Linked DNA regions of Mus musculus: region 1 is linked to region 2. Evidence: chromatin contacts called from ENCODE Hi-C or POLR2A ChIA-PET data. All regions are on one chromosome and are shown on one strand. Each heading gives the region's core, a stretch centred on a gene start or an enhancer-like site at or near the end of the contact. The rest is flanking DNA. Distances are from core to core; before and after follow the strand shown.

Region 1 (3,484 bases), core at 279-2,778, 340 kb before region 2:
TTAATCTCCGAGAGAATTGCTTCTTCGAATTGCATGGAATCCCACCCTAAAAATGTCACAACTTCTCAATCGGCCTTTCTCATAATTTCCTCCTAAATTTTATCTCTTCTTGGTTTGTTTTGGTCTTGTCTTTTAGAGAAGGGTTAGTGACAGAAAAGTACTGTGAGCATTCCTACTTTATCTATGCTTCTTCTCTACATTCAGTTTTCCAATTGCTTTGCCCAGAGTAAGCTAAGGATAGCAAACAGAATCTTATTCTTCCGTTTGGTTCGTTTCTTACTGGTACCTTTGGAGTACCGAAACAAAGAATTCTAAGTCCCTCTCTTGGAACTTCGGTGTAAATACACAAGAAATGAGTCAGGGCTCGGCTTTCCTGCCATCAGACCCCAGTCCTTTTTATTCCCTCCTAGCCAATTCCCTTTAAGCCCCAAGGCTTGGAGTTTCCTCTGGTCCATCGCTCTCCCAAGTCTGCACTCCCGCTCCACTACCTAAGCAGAGACAAGTGTGTTTCCACCCTCTTTAATGAACTTCTCCCCTAAAAGCCTGCTCTTCCTCAAAATATACTTCGCACTATACTTCTTGGGGATGCAACTCCTGAGTCTTCTCTGCTGAGGTTTCCCGTTGCTCCGACCCCAAAGCCAGTGCGCTACAGTCCAGCCGGAGATCCTTGGCTGACTCTTCAGAGGGGGGCTGCGCCGTGTCCCCACGAGGTGGCCTCACGCCTCCGGAGGCCCAACGCTGGAGATCTTCCCCAGGACCCGCACGGTAGTTAGGGTCCGCTGTCCCAGAGACGTCCTTCCCCCCAGGGAGACCGGCTCCCCATCCCCTCTGCGCCCCCAAGTTACTCAGTGCTCTCCCAACCAAGGCGCTGGGGCTTTCCCTCCAAACCCTCCACCCAGAGCTCCGTCCTCGCTCTGACAACCCCCGAGAGAATCCGGGAGCTGCGACTCCGTCCGCCCCGCCGCGGGGCAGGCCCAGTTCCCCCCGGGTCCGATCTTGCGTGCCCCAGCACCGTGGGCTGGGTCCCGAAGAGGGGGGGGGTGTCTGTGTCCCGCTGCTGCCCCGTCCCGTGTCGCGCCAGCGCCCGCGCCTCTCGGCTTCCCTACCCGCCGCGAGTTCCTGCTCGGGTTCCACCCGCAACCGCGAGGCCCAGTCCCCAGCCCGCTCGCGCAGCTACCTGCAGGGGCCGCCTCGCCTCAGCGCCTCGCCGCCGCCATCTTGCATTTCAGAGCGACTGCACTTTTCAGGGAGTCAACTCTGACCCGTGAACCCTAACCCCGGAACCACTCGGAGGGCCCTCGCGCGAGGGGGCCCCCCACGGAGCTCTGCAGCCCGGCAGAAGCGCCGAGAGGCCAGGCCAGGGTGCGAGAGAGACTCCGCTCCCTGAACCCACAAGGGCCGCGAGGAGGAGCCAGCCGAGGCGGGGACGAGCCGGGCACCCCACTCGAGGACTCCGCCGCTCCTCTGGGATGCGACCCAGGCCGCTCCTCTAGAACCGGGCGCTGCGGGAGGTGTGCGCCGCCCCGCCCTCTGTCAGGGAGAGTCACGCCCCCTGTCAGGAGGGGGCCACGCCTCTGTCACTAGAAGCCACGCCCCGTCGCGAGAAGCTCCTCCTCCAGGGCCTGCGAGGCTCCGCCCCGTTCAAGCGATTGCTCGGCCAGCGGTCGTCAGAAGTCGGACCCCGCCTCCCGCGACCTCGGTCGCTTTCTTCCCTTGAAACTGCCTAGGTCCTCCGAAACCAACCCCATCTCTCCCGGAGCCGGCGTCCTAAGGCCCCGCCCCTCCCTAAGCCACGCCCACTGTCACTCTCGGCTCCTCCTTGGCAGCGCCCTCTGGATGCCAGCCGCGCCCCCACCCGCTGTCAACAGTCCCGCGCTCCTGTCAGCCGCTGCTCCGCCTCTTCCTAGCCCGAGTCCAGCAGGAGCCCCGTAGTTCCAGCTTTGGACGGGAAAAGTTAAGTGTGGCCCCACTTGGAGCCTCCCGCCTCTGCTTCCTGCTGCCGTCCCTCTTTCCCCGGAGAGCCACTGACTGAAGCCGAGCTCTCCGCAGTGGGCACCAGCCCCGCAGCGCGGCCAGCCGAGGACCTCAGCGTCTTCCCCACCTCTGCCCTTCAGCCCTCTCGTCATTGTTCCATTGAATATAACAAACGAGGGCGAAAGGAAACCACTCCGAGTGTTCGCTCCTGTACTCGCCGCTCCGGACGGACGTAAGAGAACTCTTTGGCGCCTGGATGTTTAGTCCCCACCCCCATTCCAGTCATGGACCCTTTTGTGTTTTGATAGCAGAGCTCCACCAAGCCACACCAGCCCGAAAATTTGCACTCTGCATTTACATGAAGGGAAGACCTGGCTGCTGATATCAACGTGCACAATATTTAGTTGCATCCTAAAATTCTAAAACTTGTGTATGCTGAGGCTTAATGGTCTCACCAGCAGAGGAACCCAACCCTGTCCCACTCTCGGCCCATTCTTAAAACAAAAATTAATAGCGCTCAAGCCCCTTGAAACTAAATTCAGAATGCAAACTACTTATACAAAGAATTTAAGAAATCAGTGTAGTTTTTAATAGAAAGTGGTTTAATGGAAAGTATTTATAATACAGTACTAACATCAGTAAAATAAAACAATGCATTCTCCACAATGTATTTAATACACAATGTGTTTAAATACACAATGTATTTATGTATCCCTCATAAGAAAAATACAAGACAAAAAGTTACACACACACACACCAGTTTATGCTCACCCCAAAGACAGTTCCAGGTCCACTGAGAATCCCAGTTTAGGATTTAACTCTGAACAAAGAAAATATTTTAAATTCAGATATTCAACCTTTTGTTCATGCATTCAACCATTTGCTTTTTGAGGACCACATGTGCCGGACACTAAAGGAGATGTAAAACTGAGTAAGGCCATCCTGTTGTCCGTTGGTATCTAAAAGGGATTGTTCTGGAACCCTCCATGATACCCAAATAGAGTGTTGTTCAAGTCCCTTAAATAAACTGGTATGGAATTTGCATATAATCTGTGCACATGCCCCGATGGAATTTACCTCATCTCTATTAGGATGATGTAGACACCAGGCAAAGAGCTGCTGTACTGTAACTGTTTAACATACCGAGACAAGAAAAAAAGTTGACTCGTTCAGCAGAGATGCATGATTTTTTTTTTCCTGAACATTTTGATCCACAGTTGGTTGAATCATAGATGTGGAAGCCATGGATCCGGAAGGCTCTGTTCTGTCTTCCAGGATCTTACAGACTAGATGCTAGGCAAAAACACATGCTCATAGAATACATCAAAGTGAAAATTGAGGAGAATCTGAAGTGGCTGAGGCATATGGACTTCGCTTTCTAGCTCTCTCTCTCTCTCTCTCTCTCTGTTTCCCTTTTCTTATTCCTCCTTTTTAGCACTAGTTTATAGTCTTATCCCTCTCTCTCTAAAGCAGCCAGCCTGTTTCACTCCCCAAAGCCTCCCAATTTAAG
Region 2 (3,606 bases), core at 736-3,235:
GAATGGGATTTATTGTTTTCCAAAATGTCTCAAGGAGGTCACCAGCGCTGCCCAGGGAATCCATTTGGTAGTTGTTTTCTCCTTTCTGATGCCCAGGGAACTATCTTGTTCCTGGAGTTTCCACCCAGCAGGCCCTGCACCTTGTGGGTTAGTTGAGGGATGACCAGAATCGCTTTGCTTCCTGGCCATCTTGAGGGAAATGGAGACAGGTCAGTCCTTCCACAAGCATCTTGTATTTTTATAAATCAATCTGATACAGGTTCCCACTCTGAAGGAATTGCTATCTGTCTTCTTCCTGTCCACATAGCTTTGATCTAATGTTATCTCCTCCTTTAAAAATCTGCTCTTGGGGGCTACATACTGAGAGCCTTTATAATTCACCATGGTGGGATTTTTCTCAAAGGTCTGTACTTTACTGATTTGGCAGGCATCTATTCACCATTACTAGCTTCTGTTGAGTTCAAATTAGATTTATTATTGAAAATACAAAAAGGATGAATAGATTCATGCCCGGTTAACTGCTTTCAGCAGTTGAAATAAAGATTTGTAGGGATTTAAAAATGAAGATATCTTTAATTTTGTTACTTACATTATACTAGATAAAACGATTCTGAAGAATACTGTTTGTTCACATGCGAATTATGAAAAATGTAGGGGGTATTTATTTCACTAACTCTAAATGAACTTTCCTAAACTAAAGCAGGAGACAGAATATTTCTATGAAGGGTGTTCCTGAGGAATTCACAGGATGGTTCCAATAAACAGCCTTGGGCTGGGCCTGGACAGTTGGCCCAGCAGCTAAAATCACTTGCTTTTGTTTAGCAAAAAAAAATCTGAAATCCAACTTCTGGGCACCTGATATCTGATGCTCTCTTCTGGCCTCTGAAGGTACAAGGCACACTGGTGGTGCACACACACACACACACACACACACACACACACACACATGCAGGCAAAACACTCATACATAAAATAATACATTGTGAAAACCAGTGGGCTCTGCCATTCTGAGGGCTCTTGTAGCCCTGCCAACCTCACTTTCTTCTTCTGATAGGCCTAGTCGCTGTGGCAATGTTTCACTGACTGTTGAGGCAAGGGAATGATACATAGTAGACAGATCATACTTTTGAATACTGTTGCATTACTGGAGTTCAGAACATTTTAGCTACGTTGAGGAGGATCTCAGCAGGATAGGAAGTTACTGCGATCAGATAACCAGACCAATACACCTATGTAAGAGCAGTGTGTACCATAATAGTTTCAAATAATTAGATATAATGGCATGCCTCAGACTGGCCAGTTGTTGAGGTATGGATTAAGCGTCTTTAATGTTTTCAGTTCTTATCAGTAGTGTATAACAAAACATGACTTAAAAACATTGCTTTAAAATGAAAAAATAGACAAAGAACCACTGAAGTCTTGCAGTTAAATGAGTTTGCTTAGGAAATAAAATATACTCTGGAAGAAACCGTTCCCAAAGACCTCAGGAGAGCTGTAGGGATAACCATCCCAGTTCTGCGTTTAAAAAGGCGATCGAAGCAAGTTAACATTTCTGCACCTCAAATCCCTACATTTTAAGAATTTGGATCTTGGAAGGAGTCCAACGTTCTCCATCCCCAGGATACAGCGAATGCTTGGAAGGGATGACGCCGCTAGCGACTCTAGGCCAATGGGTGGGGGGGGCCCAGGCATACTCGGTGTTCTCTTGTTCGGCAGGGTGGCGAGAGTGGTTCTTTCATTAGAAGCGCTTTTGCTCAGACAACCGACAGAGCCATTGGAGACACACATTCGGGAAACTGAGTCACACAAACCCAGAGGTGCAGACCAGGGAGCCTCTGTCACCCCAATGCGCAGGCGCGGCTGGCTGGGCTCGGAGGGTCTCTGAGTCCCGCCTTCCTCGCACCGTTCAACCACGTGCGGGGGGTGGGGTGGGGGCGGAGCTCCACGCTCGGACCTAGGCCAGTGAGCGGAAGTGACGTCGGCACAGAGCCATTTCCGGCAGGCCGAAACTAGGAAGAAACTTGGAGCTGCCGAGGCGCGGGTCGTAGTTGGCGCTCCCGTCCGTGCCCCGTGGCCGGCGCCGCGCGGACCTGTGGGGGCCTGGCCATGGGGCGGCGCCGTGCTCGTGCGGCCTAGACGTGCGGGCTCCGCTGACAGGCCGGGCGCTCGCGGGCGGCAGGCGGCGTGGCAGCCGCGGCCGCCGCGGGCCTGGGCTCCGGCATCATGAACATCGACGTTGAGTTCCACATCCGGCACAATTATCCTTGGAGCAAGTTGCCAACGAACGTGAAGCAGGTATGGCTCCGCCCTGCTTCTCTGTCGCCTGACCTGCGGGCCGTCGGGGGGCTCGGGGAAACTGGGCGTGCGCTGTCTCCCAAGAAGGCTGGACGGGTGTCCCCCCGGACTCGCCTGGTACCTCGGCCTGCAATCTTTATTTTAATAAAGTCCCCGGGCCCCCAAACTTGAGAGTGGTGGGAGAAGGGAGTGCAAAGCGACAGATCACACGTACCTCCTCTGGAGCGTTTCTGGGGGTTAGGTTGCCTGCTTGGAGTTGCATGTGTAACTGAAAGCATTTAAAGTTGGCCCTGGAAGACCACTAAAAGTTACTAAGATGAGGAACGAAGGCCCTCCACCCCCGGGAAGAGGGAAGAGTACGTCTCCGGAGCTGTGAACAATCACCAGAGTTCGGAGACGTGTTCCGATCCACTTGGAAATGTTGGCTGGATGCGTGAGGGTGATAGCTGCCGAGGCTGACAGAGCAGTCAGGCCTGATTTGGAAGGGTACGTGTGTGGTTTGTGTTGTCGGACTTCGTCCTTTACACAGCCTGAGTTTATAAAGGATCAACGGGAGCATGACCCGAGGGGTTTTGTTTTTGTTTTTTAATCGAATGCTTACAATGAATGGTAGTTTTACTCAGTCGTGTTTACTGAGCATGCAGATAGTTTAAGGATCCTGCCTCCACGGAGAGTCTTTTCTGTCAGAGACAGAGTAAATGGACTGGTGAAAGAAAAGAACGGATAGGTGGTTTGAACTTTTACGAAGGCCTTGATGTGTGTGCTTACATGTATAGTATGTTTACTACATGCAATGCAGGGGTTCGCTGCCCACCGTTTCTAAGTTCCTCTGATTTCTGGTTTCTCTTGGTGGTGGGCAGCAGGTATACTTTTGGAATTATGGAATGGTGGTGGTAATGTTTTTATGATTCTTGTGATTTACTTTGAGTCCTAGTTCTAGAGAACGAGTTAAGGGTCTGGTGGACATCACGTGACAAAATACTTCTAAGACACCAGAACCCTAGGTGTGTTTCAGGGGCAAAGGTCTATAGGTTGTCAAAGATGTCAAGTTTCTGAAACTTGAAAAAAGGAACAAGTCTAAATCTTTGGGAATAAGTTCCTCTTAAATTTGAATGAGTTTAGCAGATAGTTTTTGTTCTTTAGATACATATGTTCTGAGACATATTTGAAGACAACTAGAGTAAATAGTTCATTTCCTTTTTAAATAGCTTATACCCAACTTAAATAATTGATTCTATTAGGATTGGCAAAAGCCTTCCCAAACTTAATTGTTATTAATACAATCATAGGACAGTGCTAAAACTTAAGTTC

Evidence for each region. A loop is a pair of places that touch in the nucleus more often than their neighbours do. ChIA-PET counts read pairs that join two places held with the same protein, here RNA polymerase II (POLR2A).
Region 1: a loop to region 2 is called in a map of gastrocnemius, with 8 times the contacts of the local background. The contact joins the promoter of Zhx1 here to the promoter of Fam91a1 in region 2. A Hi-C loop is called at or near these places in 2 of 37 maps with a recorded cell type or tissue (gastrocnemius and heart). POLR2A ChIA-PET finds 5 or more read pairs at or near these places in 1 of 5 experiments (embryonic stem cell).

What each region holds. Positions count from the first base shown.
Region 1 is chr15:58,074,980-58,078,463 of GRCm38, forward strand. It overlaps Zhx1 (zinc fingers and homeoboxes 1), which reads right to left and starts at 1,529. Exons shown (of 4, transcript NM_009572.4): 1 at 1,178-1,529.
Region 2 is chr15:58,413,483-58,417,088 of GRCm38, forward strand. It overlaps Fam91a1 (family with sequence similarity 91, member A1), which reads left to right and starts at 1,986. Exons shown (of 24, transcript NM_145959.3): 1 at 1,986-2,295. The coding sequence starts at 2,224.